Regions from separate parts of the Mus musculus genome. Here region 2 is linked to region 1. Evidence: chromatin contacts called from ENCODE Hi-C or POLR2A ChIA-PET data. All regions are on one chromosome and are shown on one strand. Each heading gives the region's core, a stretch centred on a gene start or an enhancer-like site at or near the end of the contact. The rest is flanking DNA. Distances are from core to core; before and after follow the strand shown.

Region 1 (5,193 bases), core at 552-3,051:
AGGGCCATAATAAAATTTGTAGATATCAGAAAGCTATGATTTGTTATTATTGTTATTATTTAAATACAAGGAAATTTGGGAAAACTCTGCTAGTTAAGGTTGATGTCCACTATGACTAGATAGCCTCTGAGTTCAGCGAAATATGAAAGACCCCCTTCATTAGCAGGGCTTCTCCATTTCTGATCTTGTCTGGGGAATTCTAACCCCCATGCATATTCCTCTACCTGAGGAATATCAAGTAGCCTTAGTTTGATTATAGGATCAATGTCCTTTCTCCTGATAAACCTGTTCAGCCAGCACCTAAGATCCCCTGAAATGCTTCCTGATGCTAACGAGGCATTCCAGGTACTCTAAGCCCCTAGCCAATGACCTTTGCCCATCCTGGATGTTCCTACCATCAGCCCTCCAAAACTTTATAAGCCTTCAATCACCCTAAGTAAAGCTGATCTGTCTCTTGACTGCTGGCCCCAGTGTGGTTCCTTCACCAAACATGGCTTCCGACTCCTTCCAACCCCCACGGCTTGATGCCTCTGCTCTCTTTGCCCTTGTGGATTGTATTGGCCAATGATCTACTCGGATGGAGACCCACAGGAAATGAATGTCAGCTTGTAGAGTACTCATATACACAAGGAATGACCTGGATTCTGGACTGGCTATTCTCTTTCTCAGATGCCCATCCAGAGCCAGGTCATTGAGCCAGCAGACTTAGGGAACTGTGGGGAAGTCTTGTTCTCTTTGGTGGAGACATCCAGTCCTGGGAAGGGAGTTTCTTTTCTGCTCAGAGAATGCCCTAGGTTGGAGTCATCTCTCTGAGCTCACTGTTGTTTACGCCACTAATGTGGGTGACTTTAGCCAAGCCTACCACCAGCCCAGTGCTCCCATCTAGGGACACCAATCTCTTACCCTCTCCTGGATCATTCCGTGTGTGTCTTTGAAAGTGACCACATTGATAGTGCAGCCTGCTTCTATTGCCTGGATCTTTTGAGAAGAGAGATTCAAAAAGGAATGAGAGCTGGCCTCTGTGTCTAATGAGCTGTTAAAGAGGTGCCAGGCCACAGGAAAATGGCCAGCTGGATAAGGACGAGCCTTTCTTGGGTCCCTCCAGCTGATCCTTCACACCTCCCCACTTCCATTCCTGAGTCACCTAGGCATTTATCAGCTCTGCTGAGCACACTCATTATCTGCAATCAAACTGCACTGCCGCTTCTGGGCAGCCGTCACTCAAACTGGGGTTTGCCATTAACAGAAGCTAAAAGCAGGGCTCTACGGTCTCAATTAGGCTCCTTAGGCCTAAGGCAAGCTGTGGAGCTTGGGAAGGGTCTGGAGGGCTGTTTGACTGTTCTCCGCAGTGTGTGCACACTCTTGGTATGAGAATTAGCAAGCCGCAGCATCACCAGCAGAGAGCCCCTTGCCTTACAAGGCTTTTTGTTCTATGTTCCGACCACAGTGTCCAGTATCCTGGAAGCTTTGAAGAATTTGGGAACTCTGCCACAAGTAGGATTTATAAAAAACTACCAACCCTCCCACCTCCCACCCCAAAACACAATATGATAGCTAGATCACAGTGGGTTCCAAGCACTTGTTACTTTAGGGGTTCTCGCCTCCTCCCCCCTTTCCTGGCCCAGTGTAAAGGCTGAACAGATTCCCTGGGTGCTGCATTTTGTCCCAACCTCTTTGGGAGGTCACTGCCTTTTGCCTCCAGCTGTTGAAGCCTGGTTCTGTGTCTCCCACAGGCTGGGGCTCCGCCAGCTTCCTGCTGGAGCATTCAGCAGACAGCTTCAGGAATGCAGCCCTGGTGCCGTGTGACTGCAGGGTGACTACCCTGGCTGACTTTCAGCTAACTGGGAGAGAGAATCCCTGGGGGGAAGCACCTCTGGCCTTCTGGCTTTAAGGGAGCCATGGATGCAATGGCCTCTCTCTCCCTCGAGTCCTTAGGAAGAGTGACATCCTAAACACTGAGTCCTCCCTGAGAGGGGATCAGTACCTCTCATCAAATTGTGCATGAAGATCACTGGAGAAGGCCGCTGTCTTTGGTTGTTTGTGGGATGCTTTAAAATGTGTTAGGATGTACTTCTTGGCTTTTTGTTTTTGTTTTTCTTTGCTTCAAAATTCCCCAGGTCAGGATGGAAGATGAATTGAAGGAACTAAGACATAAGTGGAGGCAGTCCCTGCCAGGACCCATAAATGTGTTCCTAGCAGGGACCCCAATCAGGATATCCTCTCACTCCCCGCCCCTCTCTCTCCCCCAGTGTGTGTGTGTGTGTGTGTGTCTGTGTTTAATTCAGTGAGTAAATCAATAGGAAGCAGAATGCCTCATAAGCACATTCTTGAATTATGCAGAAAAGAAGGAGCCTTGTTGTATCGTTAGGTATAATAAGTGTTACTGTAACATCCACCATTAAGCACTCTTCAAGGAAGCAAACAGAGTGTCATTCTTCTTTCCCAAACGGAGACTCTCATGTGATTGAGAAAGTAGCTGAGGAGGCAGTAAACACTTGGGAGCCTTATTACCCAACTACACACACACAGAAAGACACACACACACCATCACCATCATCATCGTCATCATCACCATCATCATCACCACCATCAGTGGCCAGCACACTAAGTATGCAATATGGTGTCAGTGTGCCATCTTGTGGCACTGTTTGTCATAAATGTTTTGGAGATGCAAACACCCAACTAAGGATTCTGGTCTGGTGGCTCTGCCCTCCCAACTCTGTCTGAGAATTTCCATGTGCTAGGCAGTCACTTTACCCCAGAACTACAACCCACCCCTCTCTTAGCTCTTTGGAGACAAGAGCTCACTATGTTGCTTAGGCTGGCCTTGAACTTACCATCTTCTTGCTACCTCCTCTAGGGCATCCTTGCCTTTTTTTTTTTTTTTTTTTTTTTTGTTTTTTTGAGACAGGGTTTCTCTGTGTAGCCCTGGCTGTCCTGGAACTCACTCTGTAGACCAGGCTGGCCTTGAACTCAGAAATCCGCCTGCCTCTGCCTCCCGAGTGCTGGGATTAAAGGCCTGGCTCATCCTTGCCTTTTTGAAGCTGTAGTTCATGGTAGATTCTTTATAGCTCTAAGGTGGTCTGTCCAGTGCACGCTAGCGTGTATTTTGCACTGAGTTCTACCCTGACAGCACCATTGCTCAGACTGGAAACTTTGCTTCTGGAGGTCCATTTCTGCATTGAAACCCGGCCTTCATTAAATTTAATATTTCATTTTCCTGTCAGTATTCATAATGGAAGCCAGGCTTCTTGCCTGTGGTAGGCTACATCCCCAGTCCCTTACAAACATTTTATTGTGGTCAAAAGCATGTGACACAGATGTTACCAGCTTAATCACTGCAGGTGTGTGGCATGGCTGTGTTAACCCCATGTGCGTGGCTGTGCAACACATCTCTGTGCCTTTTCCTTTTAATAAAACTGAAACTCTGTATCTACTGAATGCTTCTTCTCTTCCTTCCCCCAGTTCTTGTCCACCATTGTTCAGTGTTCTACCATCTAGGAATTTGGCTGTAGCAGTTAGGATTTATCTCTGTAGCCGAACTCTGGCCTAGCAGAGACCTGGGCTTGGTCTCCAGTATGGGGGTGGGGACCTGGGGCTATGGGGAGAAGAGGTTGGCTGATTTAGGAACCTTGTTTAAGTGACTCATGTAGCATATGTCATCTTTGTGGCTGACTTACTTCACTTAGCGTTATATACTCAAGATTGCATCTGCATGTCGCAGAATTCCCTTCCTTTAAAGGGTTGAATAATATTCCACTGTATGTGTAGGTTTTACTTTTTGCTTTGTAGATGGACATTTAGGTGCGTTCACCTCGTGGCCACTGTGAGTATTGCTGGAACAGGCACGGGGAGCTCATCTTCCTCGCCTTTATTCCTATTGGTATAATTTAGCTCAAACAGCTAAGTGATTTAGTGTAGTCTTTTAAAAATAGCTACTTGGCAGGATTAACAATTCATTTGTCTAACTAGTTGATTCTTGGTGTGTGAATGTGTGCCAACCCTTGCCATGGTCACATGTAGAGTGATTTCCAGAAGAAGAGAAGATTTCCAGTTCTCTTCTTCAAGCGTGTGGGACCTGTGGCTTGAACTAAGGCTGCCAGGCTTGGTGGTGAGTGACTCTACTCACTGAGTAACTTTGCCAGCTGTTAATTTATCCTTGTTTTAAATTCGTCAATGGTTGGGGGAAGAAGCTTGAGAGATTTTCTGTTGATTGGTTTCAGGCAGTCTTGTGGCTCATCTAAAAGGTTAGTACTAATCCATTTTAGGCACATGTCAATATACTTAGAGCATTTTAAACATTCCTGTCTGGGACTAAGGAGAAAGGAATGTGTTATTTAATGAAGCACTTGCCTCTCACGAGGCATTTGAATATTGTTTACAATATGGTGGCATTGATGCTAGACCTTTCTCTCTCACTGGGTGTTGGACTTTGCGCTACACAGAAGTTCGGATTTTCAAGGCCATTGGATTACCAAATGAGCTAGGTCTAGAAATTGGAAATGTGTTCAGTTAATCAAGGGGCCACTCCAACCCACAACTGCCCATACTTTTGTGTCAGTCTTCCCAGGGCTCGCAGCTACCCTTGAGACTCTCAAAACTGACCCGTGGGCTGGGAAGATGGCTCCACAGTTAAGAGCATTGGCTGCTCTTTGGACGAACAGGAGTTCATTTCTGGGAGACCGGGAGACTAACACAATAGCCCCCCACCACTTAAGACTCCAGGTCCCGGGGACCTAACACATTCTTCTGCCCTCTGTGGGGACCTGCACACATGCACACACACATACAGACACAACAGGGTTTATTTTTTGTTTTGTTTTGTTTTCCTTTTTAATTTAGAATCTTGTTAACAATTCATTATATCATCAGTAGAAAACAAAACAAACAAAACAAAGCAGCCATTTTAGAAGATGACGTGCTAAATGCCCAATACCAGGGAAAACAGGTCCCCTCACTGGACTCTACTGGCAAACCCAGATATGCCCTGAACTCTACAGTCTCCATCTTAGATGGATGATGAAGCATTCAAGTAAACGGTGAGGAGTCCCAGGTGTGAGTTTCTGAGAGGTACCACCTCAGAGGAGACTCCGGAGCAGCCACGGCCCTCCAGTTCATCCAGTATTGCGTGGCCTTGGGCTTAACCAGCCATTTTCTTCTGAGGAGCTCTGATGATGTGTCAGCCTCATGACT
Region 2 (5,601 bases), core at 2,589-5,088, 53 kb before region 1:
CAGTCCAGTCTTTATCCCCATCCCCGTCCTCCTTATGGCCCCAAGTCTCCATAGGGTTAGATGCATCTTCTCTGACTAAGTCCAGACCTGGAAGTCCTCTGCTGTATATGTGTCGGGGGCCTCATATCAGCTGGTGTATGCTGCCTGGTTGGTGGCTTGGTGTCTGAGCGATCTTGGGGGTCCAGGTTAATTGACTTCTGATCTTCCCATGGGGTAGCTCTCTTTCTCAGCTTCTACCAGCTTTTCCCTAATTCAACCACAGGGGTCACCAGCTTCTGTTCATTGGTTGGGTGTAAATATCTGCATCTGACTCTTTCAGCTGCTTGTTGGGCTTTTTGGGGGCAGTCATGCTAGGCTCCTGCTTGAAGGCACACTAGAACATCAGTAATAGTTTCATTGGGGCCTCCCCTCGAGCTGGCTCCCAATTTGGGCCTATCATTGGAACTCCTTTCCCTTGGGCTTTTCTCCATTTTTGCCCCCCAGTTCTTTCAGACAGGAACTTGTAGAATCCACCTCCAGTAGAAAGACAGGACATTAAGTGGATGGATGGGGTTGCCATCCCACAGTCAAAAGTAACTGTTTATAATGGCACCAATTCCACTTTAAGGGTGGAGCCCTTGGGTCAAAAATCATCTCTTAAAAGTCCAATCTGTTAATACTGTTAAGATGTAATTAATTTTACACGAATTTTAAAACCACAGTTTGAAGCTTATCATAGTTTTGAGTTGTACTTTCATCATGGCTGTTAGTAGACACTTTTTACATGTTTTCTTGACCACAGATACATAATTTATTTTTGTTTTATGTGCATTGGTGTTTTGCCTGCATGTGTCTCTGTGAGGGAGTTTTGGAGTCCCAGTAACTGGAGTTGCAGACAGCTGTGAGCTGCCATTCCGGTGTTGGGAATTGGACTCAGGACCTCTGGAAGAGCAGCCAGTGCTCTTAACCGCTGAGCCACCTTTAATTTTGATGAAGTCCAGTGTTTTTTTTTTTTTTTCTGTCACGTGCTTTGATGTGTTTAAGAATCCATCCCCAAATCCAAGATCAGGAAGATTTACTGCTCTGTTTTAATGTTTTTACATTTTTAGCTCTTTCGTTTATATTTCTGATCCATCTTGGGTTGGTTCTTTTTTTTTTTTTTTTTTTTTTTTTTACTGTGAGCAATTCGAATCCAACTTCATGGTGCTAGGGAACAATGACATATTCTCTCTGACTGTCTTAGTTGATATTCTATGGCTGTGAGGAGGCCTACTTATTAAAACTTATAAAATAGTTAACTTTAAAAAAGGCAACTTATAAAATACAGCACTTAGAGGCTTGCTTGCATTTTCAGAGGGTTAGTCCATGCTGGTGTGGATCATGGTGGCATGCATGGGTGATGGAGCAGAAGCCAAGAACTCACATCTGATCGAAAAGTTGCAGACAGAACAAGAACAAGAGTTGACCTTTTCAGTGACACTCTTCCTCCAACAGAAGCCACCCCTCCTAATCCTCCCCAAACGTTCCCACTAAGAAGGAACCAAAATTCAAATATATGAGCCTATAGGAGCCAGTCTCACCTAAACCACCACAGTGGTATCATTTCAGAAGAGATTAGCTTGCCTCTTCATGAGCCAAAAACAAGCTCCATCAGGACCCCTGCACTCTCAATGACTGTGAGCAACATAAAGTTTCCATCACATGAATGGGGCTGTCAGAAGGCAGCCTGTACTACCCTCCCATGCTCACTCAGAACTTAGTTTTAGCAACAGATAGCTAAAGGAGAATTGCAGTATCTTTCCCAGGAAAGTACCCACACACCCACACACCCACACCCACACACACTTAAGAAGAGGGGGAGTCTTGTGTTTCTGACTTTACCTGTGTGGGGTGGAGTTTCCCTCTCTGATCAGAAAGGTAGGAGGGTTCGGGAGCTTGGCTGGAATGCCACAGACTCACACTTTTCTCGCTGGAGTTCTGTAGATTTTCTCAGACATCTTTCGCCTCATGGTGTGCCTGTTAGGCCCATCGCTGGAGGTGTATTCGTAATCCGCACAGCTCTTGTCGAGAGGCAGATGCGCAGAGCCATTCATGCTGTCTTCCTGGTGTGGATTCTGTTCTGATTATTCAGTCAGTGAAACTGGGCGATGAGAAGCCAGAGCCTCCGCAACCATTTAGTCTGTGTGTATTGATGAAGTGTCAACTAAGAAAAAGGTTCCTAGAACAGAATGAGATGACAGCAACTAATGGGGGTGCTGGTGGAGAGGGGTGTCTACATTAGAGATGGCTCCTTACCCATTAACTTCCTAGGGGCTTCCACTACACATAAACTACACAGATACCGAGCTATTTTGGAAACTGGATTTTCACAAAAGCAAGACTTAATATATACTAAGATATCCTGTGCCAAATATCTAGAGAATAAATGCTCCAGTTTTTCAGGCACAGGACAATCCAGGACCACAAGGGTCAGGGAGGATTTCTGTGGAGGAAGAGTGAGCTGAGCAGGGTTGCAGAACTCTGGGTGGTGTCTAGATAGTGTGGAGGGCAGATGCCAAGGACATACTTCAGAGCTCTGATGCTGAAGTGGAGTGCAAGTCAGGGACGAGCAGTAAATGGGCCTGCCTGCTCTCTGGCTTTGCAAAGAGAAATCAATTTGGAGGGAGGAGTTTTGGAGTGTGGGTATGTCCAAAGCAAGCAGGAAGCCTAGTTTGCAGATCACAGACTTTGGGCTTTACCTCAGAAAACAGTAAATTGAGGAAAGTGGTTTTGGAGAAATGGCTTTGCCTGAGTGTAGATGGACTGTGCTTGGTGTGTGTGTGTGTGTGTGTGTGTGTGTGTGTGTGTGTGTGTGTGTTCGTGTGCGCGTGTGTGCATGTGTGCGTGTGCGTGTGTGTGTGTGTGTGTGTGTGTGTGTTTGTGCGCACAGGGAGCTTGGAGGCAAGACTAGTTTTAGGACCCAAGTTTAGATGAAGTGAAGATGTGGGTCTGTAAAGAAAGTGTGTAATGGATGGGAAAATAAACGTGACACTTGTTTTTATAAGTGAAACACTAGATTGCAGGGTGAGGGGGGCTGATTTAGTGGCTTTATGTCTACTTCTATTTTTACTATGCATCTCTGCGGCTGTAACTATAGTTAGGATTTATTTTCTTGAATTCACATATTTGCCCACCTCTTTTGATTACTTCAAATTTCTTCCTTCTAGGATCCTCTTGCTTTGAACTTGATCTCAAACACAGCATGTGTTTGCAGCCGGAAAAGCTAGGTTGAGTTTCTTCTCCTGGAAACAGCTATACCGAATTGGAGGCACGTGGCCAACTCCTGCTTTTTAGCAGGTTTGACGTGACCTTCAAAACTCCTTAGGACATGCTGGTCTCCGGTGGTGGGGCTGCATCTCCAGTCAGACTCTGACTGACAGGCTCTCCCACGCCTGCCTAGGTGTGTATAACTTGCATCTCTGAGAGTAGAGTTGCTCAAACAATAACAATAACAAACAAAAACAAAAAAACCACTAATAAAAAGCAAACACACACACACACACACCCTGTGCCTTACCATCCCTGTGTGGGATGATGAGGAAAGTCAAGGAAGGAGGAGTCAGTCCTGTCCTTTTCAAATTGGAGTTCTGGGACACACACACACACACACACACACACACACACACACACACACACACACACACACACACGCACGCACGTTCCGCTCTGCCCACTCCCTGCAACACTGCACCAGCTTCCCTCCCTAAGTCCTGATTCATGAACCGTGCCACCTTTGTCTCATTTTAAACTGTGCAGACTATTTTAATCCTCCCACCCCCAGCTCAGATTTTCCCCTCCCTCCATCCTCTGGAAAGCTGCGCTGTAAAGCGCTCGCGGGGTGGGAGAGCACTTCTCCCCGAGGCTCGGGAAGGCGACAACCGAGAAGCCCCCTCTCCTGGACCTCCAGGAGGGCGCGGGGGGGGGGAGGGAAGCGCTTCGGCCCCTTTAAGGTGCGGCGCTCGGCGAAGTGCGGGCAGGCGGCCCGCGAGCCGGCGCGGGGCCAGGAGCCGGGTAGGGAAGTCCTGCCTCCCCCTCCACCCGCACCGGCCCGCGCCCTCCGCCCACCGCGCTGCGAGGGCCATGCGGCGCCTCTGAACCATGTCGTCCTCGTACGGCAAGAACGGGGCGGCGGACGGGCCGCACTCCCCCAGCTCACAGGTACCGCCCCCTCCTCCACCCGCGCCGCCCCGCGCCCCGCCTTGGTGCCGCGAGTGCGGGGCGCTGGTCCTGAGCCGCCGCTCCCTCCTCCGCGCCTCCCGCCCGCCCGCCTGCCCGCTCCTCCCCCTCCTCCTCCCCTCCTCCTAGCCCTGCTCCGGGGCTCAGCGCTCCGGCTTCAGTGTCCGCAGCCTCCTGTCGCCGATGCCGGGGATTCAGACCCCGCACACGCGACGTTTTGTTAATGGATGTGGTGGGTGCTCGGGACCACCCAGCTCGGGGTGAGGGATGGGGGTGGGGGCGCTGGGAGGCGCCGGGGAGACTAGGGTTCGGGGCTCGGGGCGAGAGGGGGGGGGGTCCCCAGGGCGCGGTTCCCAAGGAGGACTCCAGCCCCGGGTGACCGCTCGGCTCAGCGCTGCGGTCCTCACTGGCTTCTTTGTGGCCCCGGTGTGTCGAGTTCAGGTGGCCCGAGGCACCACGACCCGGAGGAGCAGGTTGAAAAGATCGGATGGCAGCACCACTTCTACCAGCTTCATCCTCAGACAGGTAGGAGGTTCGGGCGCCCGGAGCCCGCACCCAGCGCGGTCCCTCGCCCCCGAGCGCGAGTCCGGTCTGCGCCGCTCGGGGCTCGGTCCTTGTCCCTCTGCTTCATGCTGCCCTGTCCTGGGGTCCAGCCGCCCCTACCTCTGCTTCCAACTCCATCCCTCTGCTGGTACCCTGGCTACCTAGTGTTGGCATCCCTACATCTCTCTGTCGCTCCGAGAAGTTAGTTTGTATTTTGTGTACTTGCGTTGGAGAGGAAAAGGGACATTGGCCGGGGACACTGAATTTAAGAGCTAGAAAGTATTCCTGGCCCACCTTCGTTGCACAGAGGGACCTTGAGAGACCTGATTTGATGCGCTGTGAGAGTTTGAGGGTTTCTCCAATCTTTGTCCTATTTTTGAATACTTTGCACATTTTTGAGCGAGTTCTCTGAGTTCTGGCCAAAAGAAAGACACTTAGAAAAGTTTAGTCTCATCTTGGCACTGCTTCATCGATTTCGCGTAATCACGGACTGACAGGGACAGCGGTCTAGTGAGACCTAAATAAGACAGCGCGGGCGCAGTTCCCAGGGTCTGGCTGAACCTCGCGCTGGCTTTCCCGTGTTTTCCTCGTGGCCAGAGGCAAGTAGTTCGAACCGCAGGTCGCTAGCAATGCTCAGTTCTCTGGTGTCTGTCACTTTGAGGAAGGAAATCGACCCTCTGATTTTGCACTACCCAGTGCTGCCAATAAAACCTCCGGAGCCGCAGGATGCCGGAGAAGGAATGCACAAGTGGCTCACCTTGATCTTTCTCTGGAGTGTGTTTTTCCCAGGTGACTTAGGCAGACTTTGGTCACTGCCCCAAGACGCTTTTATCCCAGGTTCTGCCCTGGACTGCTGGAGCGACC

Evidence for each region. A loop is a pair of places that touch in the nucleus more often than their neighbours do. ChIA-PET counts read pairs that join two places held with the same protein, here RNA polymerase II (POLR2A).
Region 2: POLR2A ChIA-PET joins it to region 1 with 21 read pairs in Patski. The contact joins the promoter of Cacnb4 here to the enhancer-like site in region 1. A Hi-C loop is called at or near these places in 9 of 37 maps with a recorded cell type or tissue (gastrocnemius, heart and left cerebral cortex). POLR2A ChIA-PET finds 5 or more read pairs at or near these places in 1 of 5 experiments (Patski).

What each region holds. Positions count from the first base shown.
Region 1 is chr2:52,620,244-52,625,436 of GRCm38, reverse strand. All of the region lies in intron 2 of Cacnb4 (calcium channel, voltage-dependent, beta 4 subunit), which reads left to right. It also overlaps the pseudogene Bloc1s2-ps. Among named protein-coding and RNA genes, the nearest start is that of Cacnb4, 54 kb to the left of the region's middle. Within about 2 kb of position 1,801, at least 1 of the 3 ENCODE cell types and tissues checked has a DNase peak (open chromatin) inside an H3K27ac peak, as active enhancers do; it is heart, where a contact is called at or near this core.
Region 2 is chr2:52,674,846-52,680,446 of GRCm38, reverse strand. It overlaps Cacnb4 (calcium channel, voltage-dependent, beta 4 subunit), which reads left to right and starts at 3,838. Exons shown (of 14, transcript NM_001037099.2): 1 at 3,838-4,176; 2 at 4,636-4,719. The coding sequence starts at 4,117. Gm46740 (a long non-coding RNA gene) reads right to left here and starts at 3,666. Exons shown (of 2, transcript XR_001783304.2): 1 at 3,153-3,666; 2 at 1,109-2,197.